2 separate regions of the Homo sapiens genome follow, and region 1 is linked to region 2. The links are chromatin contacts, found by Hi-C in ENCODE. All regions are on one chromosome and are shown on one strand. The core of a region is the stretch at or near the end of the contact, and the rest is flanking DNA. Distances in the headings are between cores, read along the strand shown.

What was found. A loop is a pair of places that touch in the nucleus more often than their neighbours do. Pooled maps may share reads with other maps.
Region 1: a map with no recorded cell type shows a loop between it and region 2 (9-fold over the local background). The contact joins the promoter of BMP7 here to the enhancer-like site in region 2. A Hi-C loop is called at or near these places in 1 of 37 single-sample maps with no recorded cell type and 3 of 50 pooled maps.

Annotation. Positions count from the first base shown.
Region 1 is chr20:57,261,658-57,268,086 of GRCh38, reverse strand. It overlaps BMP7 (bone morphogenetic protein 7), which reads left to right and starts at 1,446. Exons shown (of 7, transcript NM_001719.3): 1 at 1,446-2,382. The coding sequence starts at 1,965. LOC112268270 (translation initiation factor IF-2-like) reads right to left here and starts at 1,647. Exons shown (of 2, transcript NR_171651.1): 1 at 1,445-1,647; 2 at 800-1,304. RefSeq lists a cis regulatory region at 1,247-1,339, a promoter at 1-1,958 and enhancers at 3,067-3,782, 4,501-5,217.
Region 2 is chr20:57,492,525-57,498,799 of GRCh38, reverse strand. It overlaps CTCFL (CCCTC-binding factor like), which reads left to right. Exons shown (of 11, transcript NM_001386993.1): 11 at 99-1,634. The coding sequence ends at 250. Among named protein-coding and RNA genes, the nearest start is that of CTCFL, 29 kb to the left of the region's middle. RefSeq lists a silencer at 5,660-5,860. Within about 2 kb of position 3,424, at least 6 of the 41 ENCODE cell types and tissues checked have a DNase peak (open chromatin) inside an H3K27ac peak, as active enhancers do.

The DNA of each region.
Region 1 (6,429 bases), core at 197-2,696, 230 kb after region 2:
ATCTAGTCCAAAAGTCCCCAAGGGAGACCCAGAGGGCCACTTGGCCAAACTACTTCTGCTCCAGAAAACTGTAGAAGACCATAATTCTCTTCCCCAGCTCTCCTGCTCCAGGAAGGACAGCCCCAAAGTGAGGCTTAGCCAGAGCCCCTCCCAGACAAGCGCCCCCGCTTCCCCAACCTCAGCCCTTCCCAGTTCATCCCAAAGGCCCTCTGGGGACCCACTCTCTCACCCAGCCCCAGGAGGGGAAGGAGACAGGATGAACTTTTACCCCGCTGCCCTCACTGCCACTCTGGGTGCAGTAATTCCCTTGAGATCCCACACCGGCAGAGGGACCGGTGGGTTCTGAGTGGTCTGGGGACTCCCTGTGACAGCGTGCATGGCTCGGTATTGATTGAGGGATGAATGGATGAGGAGAGACAGGAGAGGAGGCCGATGGGGAGGTCTCAGGCACAGACCCTTGGAGGGGAAGAGGATGTGAAGACCAGCGGCTGGCTCCCCAGGCACTGCCACGAGGAGGGCTGATGGGAAGCCCTAGTGGTGGGGCTGGGGTGTCTGGTCTCAGGCTGAGGGGTGGCTGGAAAGATACAGGGCCCCGAAGAGGAGGAGGTGGGAAGAACCCCCCCAGCTCACACGCAGTTCACTTATTCACTCAACAAATCGTGACTGCGCAGCTACAGTGGCTACCAGGCGCTGGGTTCAAGGCACTGCGGGTACCAGAGGTGCGGAGAAGATCGCTGATCCGGGCCCCAGTGCTCTGGGTGTCTAGCGGGGGTAAGAAGGCAATAAAGAAGGCACGGAGTAACTCAAACAGCAATTCCAGACAGCAAGAGAAACTACAGGAAAGAAAACAAACGTGCGAGGGGCGAGGCGAGGAAACAACCTCAGCTTGGCAGGTCTTGGAGGTCTCTGGGAGGAGAAAGCAGCGTCTGATGGGGGCGGGAGGTGGTGAGTGGGGAGAGGTCCAGGCGGAGGGAATGGCGAGCGCAGAGACAGGCTGGCAACGGCTTCAGGGAGGCGCGGAGGGGTCAGCGTGGCTGGCTTAAAAGGATACAGGGACTGAGGGGCAAGACCGGCTCAAGGGTCACCGCTTCCAGGAAGCCTTCTATTTCCGCGCCACCTCCGCGCTCCCCCAACTTTTCCCACCGCGGTCCGCAGCCCACCCGTCCTGCTCGGGCCGCCTTCCTGGTCCGGACCGCGAGTGCCGAGAGGGCAGGGCCGGCTCCGATTCCTCCAGCCGCATCCCCGCGACGTCCCGCCAGGCTCTAGGCACCCCGTGGGCACTCAGTAAACATTTGTCGAGCGCTCTAGAGGGAATGAATGAACCCACTGGGCACAGCTGGGGGGAGGGCGGGGCCGAGGGCAGGTGGGAGGCCGCCGGCGCGGGAGGGGCCCCTCGAAGCCCGTCCTCCTCCTCCTCCTCCTCCGCCCAGGCCCCAGCGCGTACCACTCTGGCGCTCCCGAGGCGGCCTCTTGTGCGATCCAGGGCGCACAAGGCTGGGAGAGCGCCCCGGGGCCCCTGCTATCCGCGCCGGAGGTTGGAAGAGGGTGGGTTGCCGCCGCCCGAGGGCGAGAGCGCCAGAGGAGCGGGAAGAAGGAGCGCTCGCCCGCCCGCCTGCCTCCTCGCTGCCTCCCCGGCGTTGGCTCTCTGGACTCCTAGGCTTGCTGGCTGCTCCTCCCACCCGCGCCCGCCTCCTCACTCGCCTTTTCGTTCGCCGGGGCTGCTTTCCAAGCCCTGCGGTGCGCCCGGGCGAGTGCGGGGCGAGGGGCCCGGGGCCAGCACCGAGCAGGGGGCGGGGGTCCGGGCAGAGCGCGGCCGGCCGGGGAGGGGCCATGTCTGGCGCGGGCGCAGCGGGGCCCGTCTGCAGCAAGTGACCGAGCGGCGCGGACGGCCGCCTGCCCCCTCTGCCACCTGGGGCGGTGCGGGCCCGGAGCCCGGAGCCCGGGTAGCGCGTAGAGCCGGCGCGATGCACGTGCGCTCACTGCGAGCTGCGGCGCCGCACAGCTTCGTGGCGCTCTGGGCACCCCTGTTCCTGCTGCGCTCCGCCCTGGCCGACTTCAGCCTGGACAACGAGGTGCACTCGAGCTTCATCCACCGGCGCCTCCGCAGCCAGGAGCGGCGGGAGATGCAGCGCGAGATCCTCTCCATTTTGGGCTTGCCCCACCGCCCGCGCCCGCACCTCCAGGGCAAGCACAACTCGGCACCCATGTTCATGCTGGACCTGTACAACGCCATGGCGGTGGAGGAGGGCGGCGGGCCCGGCGGCCAGGGCTTCTCCTACCCCTACAAGGCCGTCTTCAGTACCCAGGGCCCCCCTCTGGCCAGCCTGCAAGATAGCCATTTCCTCACCGACGCCGACATGGTCATGAGCTTCGTCAACCTCGGTGAGTAAGGGCAGGCGAGGGTACGCGTCTCCTTTCGGGGGCACTTTGAGACTGGGAGGGAGGGAGCCGCTTCTTCTATGCAGCCCGCCCAGCTTTCCGCTCCTGGCTGAAATCGCAGTGCCTGCCCGAGGGTCTCCCACCCACAGCCCTATGACTCCCAAGCTGTGTGCGCCCCCAGGTCGGGCGCGCTGGGTTCGGTGAGCCTGTAGGGGTTACTGGGAAGGAGGGATCCTCCGAAGTCCCCTCCATGTTACGCCGCCGGCCGCATCTCTGGGGCTGGAGGCAAGGGCCGTTCAAAGCGCGGGGCTCGGTCATGTGAGCTGTCCCGGGCCGGCGCGGCTCGCGCTACCTGGATGTAAAGGGCCCTTCCCGGCGAGGCTGCCTTGCCGCCCTTCCTGGGCCCCTCTCAGCCCTGCCTGGCTCTGGCATCGCGGCCGTCGCACCCCCTTACCCTCCCTGTCAAGCCCTACCTGTCCCCTCGTGGTGCGCCCGCCTTAGCGTACCGCGCGCTCCGAGCGCCTTGGGGCCCCTCTCCGGGCCGCCGGATGCCCCATTCTCTCTTGGCTGGAGCTGGGGAAGAAACGGTGCCATTGCTAATTTTCTTTGTTTTCTTTCTTTGTTTATTTTTTTCTTTTTTCTTTTTTTTTCTTTTCTTTTCTTTTTTTTTTTTTTTGAGACGGAGTTTCACTCTTGTCGCCCAGTCTGGAGTGCAATGGCGCGATCTCTGCTCACCGCAACCTCTGCCTCCCGGGTTCAAGCGATTCTCGTGCCTCAGCCTCCCGAGTAGCTGGGATTACAGGCATGCGCCACCATGCCTGGCTAATTTTGTATTTTTAGTAGAGACAGGGTTTCTCCATGTTAGGCAGGCTGGTCTCGAACTCCCGATCTCAGGTGATCCTCCCGCCTCAGCCTCCCAAAGTGGTGCTGGGATTACAGGCGTGAGCCACTGTGCCCTGCCGCTAGTCTTCTATTTTAAGTATTTAGTGGTAGGTCCCGGGCCGGCAGAATCTATTTTCAGCATTTACCACGTGTGGCGCGCAAACCACAGGTTTTGGCGATTGGGTTGCGCGGGATCTCAGAGCTGACGCCGCGGGGGCGGCTGGGGGTCCCGGTTTCCGACTGGAGCCGCGACGACCCCGGCGACGCGAGCCTGGGGCTGCAGCGAGGGCCGGGGAGCTCCCCCTCCATATGTGCGCGCACATTCTCCAGACTTGCTCAAACTAACCCCCCGGCAGCGCCAGCGCGCTGCGGGACTGATGATCAAATATTTGGTTTCCGAGATAACACACCCCGATAGCGCTGTTTCCTGAGCCGCTTTCATTCTACTTGTGTAACTTGCTGCGAAAACCCGAACCAAGTCAAGACAGCAAACTCACGCCCACGGGCGCTGTGTCAACATGGAAATAATGATACTGAAGCCCCACGCTGGGCACCTGGGGCGTGGACTGGGGGCGCGGGGGAAGCGCAGATCCGCCTTCATGCTTCCCCCTCCTGATAAGGTCCCTGGAGTTCCCGGGAGGCCATTGTCTGTACTTAATAATAACTAAATCCAACTAGTGAACCAAGCTTCAGCGAGCAAGGGGTGGGAGGTTTAGATGCCAAAATACCTTCAAAAAAGTTTAAATTATACTAAGCAGCCAGTTAAGAAGGAAGCAGCAACATATGACCTGATTTAGAACCATCTCCAAGATGTATGAGGTGGAAAGAAGCAAGGTGCAGATGAGTGGGCTGCATGTGTGCTTGTATATCATCGTGTCCTCCTGGAGGAAGACACCAGGAACTGGAGAGAGATTTTACTGGAGGGGTAGAGAGGCGGGGGCATAGCTGGGGCTTACGGAGTGGGAGGTGGGGTCTGATTTTTCGTCGTCTGCACTTCTGTATTTGTGATTTTTTTAAAACAATGTGTATTTATTAACTATACCAAAAACTAAAGGAAAATTCCAAATACATACATATAAATAATGAACGCAGAGCTCTGTCGCCCTCCTGAAGCCTGGGGTTAGCCAGGGCCCTTTCTCTGGTGGGGGATTTATAGCATCTTCCCTTCTGTTGGGTACCCCGGACTCCCACTGAATGTGCAGGTCCCAGTGGCTGCCTTCAGAGCCTGGCTGGAATCATTAAAAAGGTATTTGTAATCTCTGGCTTCTGCAGAAGGCCCTGCAAACCAAGAGCAAAAAAGCCCCCAGTGCTTATGGGCCGGCAGTGTGGGCTAGGCCCCGGGGCTCCCTGTCCCCAAGAGAAAGACCAGGTTGCTCGGAGGGTGCCTCTGGGAACTTTGGTGCGGGCTATTTGCTCCCCCCATGGCGGCAGGAGCAAGCTGGGACTTGTTTGGGAAGGCCACAGCTGGGTGGTTTTCCTCCTCTGGCTGTACATACACCTTTCAATCCATTTCTTTCATCTTGAAAGGACAAAGACCGGCTTGTCTGAGCCTCTTAATCAGTCAGGCTGGCTTTGGGCTTTGTGGGACCCTGACTTTCTCAGGTCTAGCTTTCTGGGACATCACTCCAAATTAGATGGCAGAGTGGCTTTTAACAGAGCGCACTGACCTTGTTTTCTTTCTCTCTCTGTCCCTAAACTCGAGGTCATTAGTTAGGTGAAGACCTGGGCTGCAGTTTGGCGAGACACTTCCTGTAGATGCTTCTAATGTTGGCCTTTAATTTCTGCTAAGCAGCAGCACACAAATAAATGGCCTGTCCCTTCTATCCTGTTGTAGCTTGGAATTTCTCCATAGGAGGGACTTGGGGGTGGCAGTAGGGTTGGAGAGGGTTGGGGGGAGGTGTAGGAGACTTGTCTGGCCACTGAGTTTGCTGAGAAAGTACTGCTATAGTGTTTTTCCTTGGATTGCAAATCATGTTGATCTGTAGTATTCGAAGTTTTCTAAAGGCAAGTTTATTCTCACAATTTACATAAGAGTGAGAAAATATCACTTGCACATATCAAACTATTACTTCTTATTATGGTGGGAGTTTGGCGGGGGGGGCATGGGTGAGGATCTTGGCAGCCTCTGCTGCCCCTTCGCCCTGCACTGCAGAGCTCTGCTGTCTTGCAGGCAGGCGGCCTGCGTGCGCGGGAGGGGGGACCCTTGCCTGAATTCTGAAGGCTTTTGCAGACCTGGTGCATTTATTCTTCCTTCTGTCTGCCGCCAAACTGGTTTTTGTTCCTATAAGTCGTTCTTGGAATTCAAGTTTTTTGCCAGGCTGAGCGGGATCTAAACTAGAGGGGAAACTAGAGGGGAATTTACGACAAAACCAGGTGGTGGGAATGAGGACTAAAGGCCGCACCTTATGACAAAGCCCAGCCTGTACCATAAAGCCCCAGGCAATGTGAACTGAGCTGCCTGAGTGAGACTCCCATCTTCCCAGCCTGGGCCCCTTAAGTTCAATGGCAAGATTTGTAAACTGGTTTGGATTAACAACCCCGACTCCTCTTTGTAGACTTAATTTTGGAATTCAAAACAGCTACCCTCTCTTAAATAATCCCCAGGCAATGGCGACTCCGCACACTGCATCTAGCCATAGCCCGTTACCATTCTTTCTCTGGGAAGATCCAGCAGCTCTGTTAGGAATCTTGTAAAGTAGCCGGCTGGCACTAGGGGAGTGGAAGTCATCATGTTTATCTCTGGTCCAGGTAATGAAGGCATGAAATTTGTGTAATCTTTGAAGGAAAAGAAGAGAAAGTTGGAAACCTATCATTATTGGAGTCAGCCTATAAAAGTGGCTTTTGTTAATGTAGCTGAAGAGTAGGGAGAAGGCCGTGCAGTTTGATTTTTGCTTTATGCCATCTGGCTGTCCTTTTTGTTGACAAGTGTTTGGCATTAAGACCTCTCCCACTGCCCGTCAAGAGCAGGCCCTACCACTGTAGAGTATTAGAAAAAGATTCTGTTACAGTTTAAAAATTTCCTTCAGGGAGTGCTTCGCAAAGGGGAGCGTGGACTGCAGGCATTTGCAGCTGTAACCTGGCTTGTGTTAAAATTTGGAAGGGGCTGCTCCACATTCCAGCACTCGGAGCGCCGGCCCTCACTGGTGAGCAGCCAAAGGTTAATATAGA
Region 2 (6,275 bases), core at 2,175-4,674:
AAATTTAAGTGATGGTTTCCAAAATATATTTGCACAGTTTATAAATTCCAATTCCTTAGCTTTCTGATAAATTTGCTCATCCTGGACTTTTTCTCAAGAAGCTGCTGCTGAGGAGGCTTCCACCACGAAGGGAGAACAGTTCCCAGGAGAGATGTTTCCTGTCGCCTGCAGAGAAACCACAGCCAGAGTCAAAGAGGAAGTGGATGAAGGCGTGACCTGTGAAATGCTCCTCAACACGATGGATAAGTGAGAGGGATTCGGGTTGCGTGTTCACTGCCCCCAATTCCTAAAGCAAGTTAGAAGTTTTTAGCATTTAAGGTGTGAAATGCTCCTCAACACGATGGATAAGTGAGAGAGAGTCAGGTTGCATGTTCACTGCCCCTAATTCCTAAAGCAAGTTAGAAATTTTTAGCATTTTCTTTGAAACAATTAAGTTCATGACAATGGATGACACAAGTTTGAGGTAGTGTCTAGAATTGTTCTCCTGTTTGTAGCTGGATATTTCAAAGAAACATTGCAGGTATTTTATAAAAGTTTTAAACCTTGAATGAGAGGGTAACACCTCAAACCTATGGATTCATTCACTTGATATTGGCAAGGTGGCCCACAATGAGTGAGTAGTGATTTTTGGATATTTCAAAATAGTCTAGACCAGCTAGTGCTTCCACAGTCAAAGCTGGACATTTTTATGTTGCATTATATACACCCATGATATTTCTAATAATATATGGTTTTAAACATTAAAGACAAATGTTTTTATACAAATGAATTTTCTACAAAATTTAAAGCTACCATAATGCTTTTAATTAGTTCTAAATTCAACCAAAAAATGTTTTACTCTTATAAAAAGGAAAACTGAGTAGGAAATGAAATACTAGATTAGACTAGAAAATAAGGAATAAATCGATTTTACTTTGGTATAGGAGCAAGGTTCACCTTTAGATTTTTGTATTCTCTTTTAATTATGCTCCTTGGCAGGTATGAAATTGCCCTGGTTACATTCCATTATTGCTTATTAGTATTTCACTCCATAACCCTTTTTTCTGCTAAAACTACTCTTTTTATATTTGTAAAATAATTGGCAGAGTGAGAAGAAACATAAAATCAGATAAGGCAAATGTGTACCTGTAAGGAATTTGTACTTTTTCATAATGCCCAGTGATTAGTGAGTATTTCCCTTTTGCCAGTTGACAAGATTTTTCCACCCTCGAGCAGCGTGAGAGATGCCTCTTTAACACTTGAAATTCATTTCTATCTGGATACAGAGGCAGATTTTTCTTCATTGCTTAGTTGAGCAGTTTGTTTTGCTGCCAACCTGTCTCCACCCCTGTATTTCAAGATCATTGATAAGCCCTAAATTCAAATTCTTAAGATATGGACCTTTTATTGAAAATATCACAAGTTCAGAATCCCTATACAATGTGAATATGTGGAAATAATTTCCCAGCAGGAAGAGCATTATATTCTCTTTGTACCAGCAAATTAATTTAACTCAACTCACATGAGATTTAAATTCTGTGGGCTGTAGTATGCCATCATTGTGACTGAATTTGTGCAATGGTTTCTTAATTTTTTTACTGTTATTTAAAGATGTTTTACATAATTCAATAAAATGAAATGACTTAAAATTGCTATATTTGTTATATGTCAGCATTGGTCTTTAAAAACATCTTCTTTGTCTGGAGAGAATGTGGAGAAATTGGAACCGTTGTGCACTGTTGGTGGGAATGTTAAATGGTGCAGCCACTGGGGAAAGCAGTATGGCAGTTTCTCAAAAAAAAAAAAAAAAAAATGGAAATAGCATTAGTATCTGACCCACCAATCCCACTTCCAGATATACCGTATACCCAGAAGAACTAAAAGCAGAGTCTGAAAGAGGTATTTGCACACCTATGTTCATAGCAGCATTTTTCAAAATAGTCAAAGATGAAAACAACCCAAATTCCATGGACGGGTGAATGGGTAAACAAAATGTGGTATATACATGCAGTGGAATATTATGTAGCCTTCAAAAGGAGGGAGACCCTCACACATGCTACAACATGGGGGAACCTTGAGGACGTTATGCTGAGTGAAATCAGCTAGTCACAAAAGGACAAGTATTATATGATCTTACTTATAGGAGGTATCTAGAACAGTCAGAGTCATAGAGACAGACGGTAAAGTGATGTTTGCCAAGCACTGAGGGGTGAGGGAGAATGGAGAGTTAGTGTTTAGTGGACACAGTTTATTTGGGATGAAGAAAGAGTTCTGGAGATCAGTCATGGTGATGGCCACACAACAGTGTGAATCTACCTAATCATTCCACTGAACCATACATTTAAAAATAGCTAAAATGGTAAATTTTATGTTGTGTTAGTCCTTTCTCACATTGCTATAAAGAAATACCTGAAACTGGGTAATTTATAAAGAAAAGAGTTTTAATTGACTCATAGTTCCGCAGGCTGTACAGGAAGGATGATGTTGGTATCTGCCTGGCTTCTGGGGAGGCCTCAGGAAACTTACAATCAAGGCAGAAGGCGAAGAGGGAGTAGGCGCGTCACATGGTGAAAGCAGGAGCGAGAGAGGGGGAGGCGCCACACTCCTCTGAACGACCAGATTCCTTGAGAACCGCCACTGTCATGAGGACAGCACCAAGCGGATGGTGCTAAATCATTCCTAAGAAACCGCCCCCGTGATCCAGTCACCTCCTACCAGGCCCCACCTCCAACACTGGGGATTACAATTCAACATGAGCTTTGGCCAGGGACAAATATCCAAACTATATCATGTATTTTACTACAACCAAATGTATGTTAATTTCAAAAACAGATAACATAAATATGTTTGAAAACGCAAGCCAAGTTGGTATCTAAACACTGTTTTAAATAAATAAATAAAACTCCTAGGCCGGGTGCAGTGGCTCACTCCTGTAATCCCAGCACTATGGGAGGCCGAGGCAGGTGGATGACCTGAGGTCAGGAGTTTGAGGCCAGCTTGGCCAACATAGTGAAATCCCATCTCTGTTAAAAATATAAAATTTAGCCGGGCGTGATGGCAGGTGCCTGTAATCCCAGCTACTTGGGGGGCGGAGGCAGGAGAATCACTTGAACCCGGGAGGCGGAGGTTGCAGTGAGCCGAGATTGCGCCACTGCACTCCAGCCTGGGCAATAGAGTGGGACTCCGTCTCAAGACGAAAGCTCCTATAAGCACACTTTTATAAATAGTTGCAGTGTTTCGTGTGTGCAACACCTGTTGAGATGTAGAACAAAATTCAGATGAGATGATCAATACCTACTCAGTTACGTGCGTGACTCTCACCCACACCTGGCAAGAAGGTGAAACACCTGGTCCTCAAGTGCAGTTAGTGCTTTTGATACCAAAATAGATGCAGTGACAATAGTGCCCGCAAGAGGGCAGTCGCTTCTGTCTTTTCCGATATTGAGACAGGTTCACTATTCGAGAGTAGGAAGCACGGAAAGTTATAGCAAAGTCTTGGCGATTTTATTAATTCCGCGATACAGAACGAGAACATTTTTTCCTTGGCAAGGAAGAGAAGGGACCTTTGCAAAACCTGGGAGTGAGGACACCAGTTGGCTCTGAGTTCGTGAATGCTTGGTGAGTGACATGCTTTTGCTTAAAATAGTTTTGAGATCCAGCAGGAAATAATTCCGGAATGTACACCTCTTGCACAGTGTAACATCTCTGTTTTGCAGGGAGGGGGTGTTTAAATTACAACATTGTTTGACAACAGTTTTACTATATAAAGGATGGCTTTTAAACAAACCTAAGACCTGGCTGATGCATGTTAACAGCCTCTATTGTTTGAGATCAGTCACTGAAAAGGCTGGATGGGCGTGATGAAACTGAAGTCATTTTATATGATAAAGTTTGACAGCCTACCTTTTGAAAATGGCAAGATATTTTCCAGATATTATTTCCAGTATAAATGTTTAATTTTTTTTCTGATAACCATTGAATAGTCCCTGTAAATGCATTCTTTATGACTATTAGTCACTAAAGGGCATTGTTAGTTCTGCTTAAATATGTTCCATTCAAGCCTCGGGACATTTGGCTTATCAAATCGACTTTCCGCATCTCCTCATGCTTTCACTGCAGTTTATTTTTAATTGACAGTATCGGATAAACACAGATTTTAAGTTTAAGGAGTGAAATGCTCCTCAACACGATGGATAAGTGAGAGAGAGTCAGGTTGCATGTTCACTGCCCCCAATTCCTAAAGCAGCCTAGTTTATGCTATTTTTAGTAACTTTTGAACCATTTCCAAGGCATGGGTGTGATTATGAACCTGGTTCCTTTAAATCATTATCTTTTAAAGTATGCATAATTTAGCATTTTAAGATGCATATGTTTATTTTTCTGTGCATGGCAGATAGATTACTGTATGGGATGCTCACTGCGCTTTGTCAGGACAAAAAGTGCCATCAACAAACTTAATTAGGCTGGGTCTGGTGGCTCATGCCTGTAATCCCAGCACTTTGGAAGACCAAGGTGGGCAGGGTTGCTTGAGTCCAGGAGTTAAAGACCAGTCTGGGCAACATGGTGAAACCATGTCTTTACAAAAAAAAAAAATATATATATATATATATACACACACACACACACACACACACACACACACACACACACACACACACAAATTAGCCAGATGTGGTGGTATGCACCTATAGTCCTAGCTACTCAGGGGGCTGAGGTGGGAGGATCACCTGAGCCAGGGAGGTTGAGGCTACAGTGAGCCTTAATGACCTCACTGCACTTCAGCCTGGGCAGCGGAATGAGACCCTGTCTCAAAAAAATAAAAAATCTTAATGGAGACCAGGCACCCAGCACTTTGGGAGCAGAGGCAGGAGGATAGCTTGAGCCCAGGAGCTCAAGACCAACATGGGCAACATAGGGACACCCCATTGCTACAGAAAATAAAAATTTAAAAAATCAGCTGGGTGCAGTGACAAGTGACTGTGGTCCTAGCTACTCAGGAGGCTGAGAGGAGCTATTAGCAGCCTTTCTATATGAACTCTGCAGCCAGCTTTCATCCACTGTGGCACAATTAAAGAGTTTTTTTGTTTGAGATAGGGTCTTGCTGTGTCACTCAGGCGGGAGCGCAGTGGTGCAAGCAGCCTCAGGCACTGCAGACTTAACCTCCTGCTTTCACAGATGTTCAAAAAACCGGAGATTCTCTCAGTAGCCAGGCCCTTAGCATTTTATTCTGGGTGGTTCAACCCAAAAGAGCAATTCAGCATCTCTCTGCTGGCCTGTCACCCAGTCTTTGTTCCAGAGCCTCTGGAAGTGACACATGACCCATGCTGTGGAATTTGCCAGGCCTCCTCCACGGAGTGACCAGCACAATTGCATGCCCAGGTGACATGGGAGGGGAGCCAACGAGACCCCAGGTTTGCAGTGGCCAGGCAAGGCCCGGGGGACGGGAGGGAGGCAGCAAGAAGACTTGGGGCCTGACTACACGGTTTCCTCTTCCACCTGGAGGCAGACGCGGTCACGTGGAGTGTGGGCAGGATTCATCAACTCATCTGTCTGACTCTGAGAGTTTGTTTGGAGCTTGTTTGGTCTTATATCTGGGTAATATTCCACCTTTGGTGATACGGACCCATTTCCAAATAAGAGCAACTGGTGCTTTTTAAAAATTAGCCTTACCATGTATTGCCATGAGTAGGATGACTTCAGACGTTTGGATGGATGGATGCAGACAGGTAGATAGTTCCTGATAGATATGTTTTTTTAATTCCATAAAGAATGAGAAATCAGTCGTGAGAAGGCGAGGCCTCCACTTGGGCAAACAGAAGTGAGTTTCCTCACGCAGCTTTTGAGCTCAGTGAAGTGCAAAGCAGAACTCTTCTTAGTGCAACTTTCCAACAATGCATTGTTTTACATATTTTTAAGTCTTTAAAAAACTTTTCTGAGATATAACTTACATACAGTAAAATTCCCCCTTTTAAGTATCTATGAGTTTTGACAAATGAATGGTCACGTAATCACCGCTTCAACCAAGACATGGGGCACCTCCATCACCCCAGGCATCCCACTGTGCTCCCAAAATTAGAACAGGGATCCCCTTTTTAGGGGCCTGTGGACCCCACACATAAAAAGCCCTGAGTTCCTTCAGAAAGAAATCCAGACACCTAGCTAGCCCCAAAAGTAAAGAACTTACTAAAACAAAATAATAAGCTAAGACAATAACTAAAAAAGTTAAAGTCCCCAAAATGTTTACTTTCCCTGTAAAACCCAAAGACACACCTTAACGTATGTTACTGAGTCGTTCA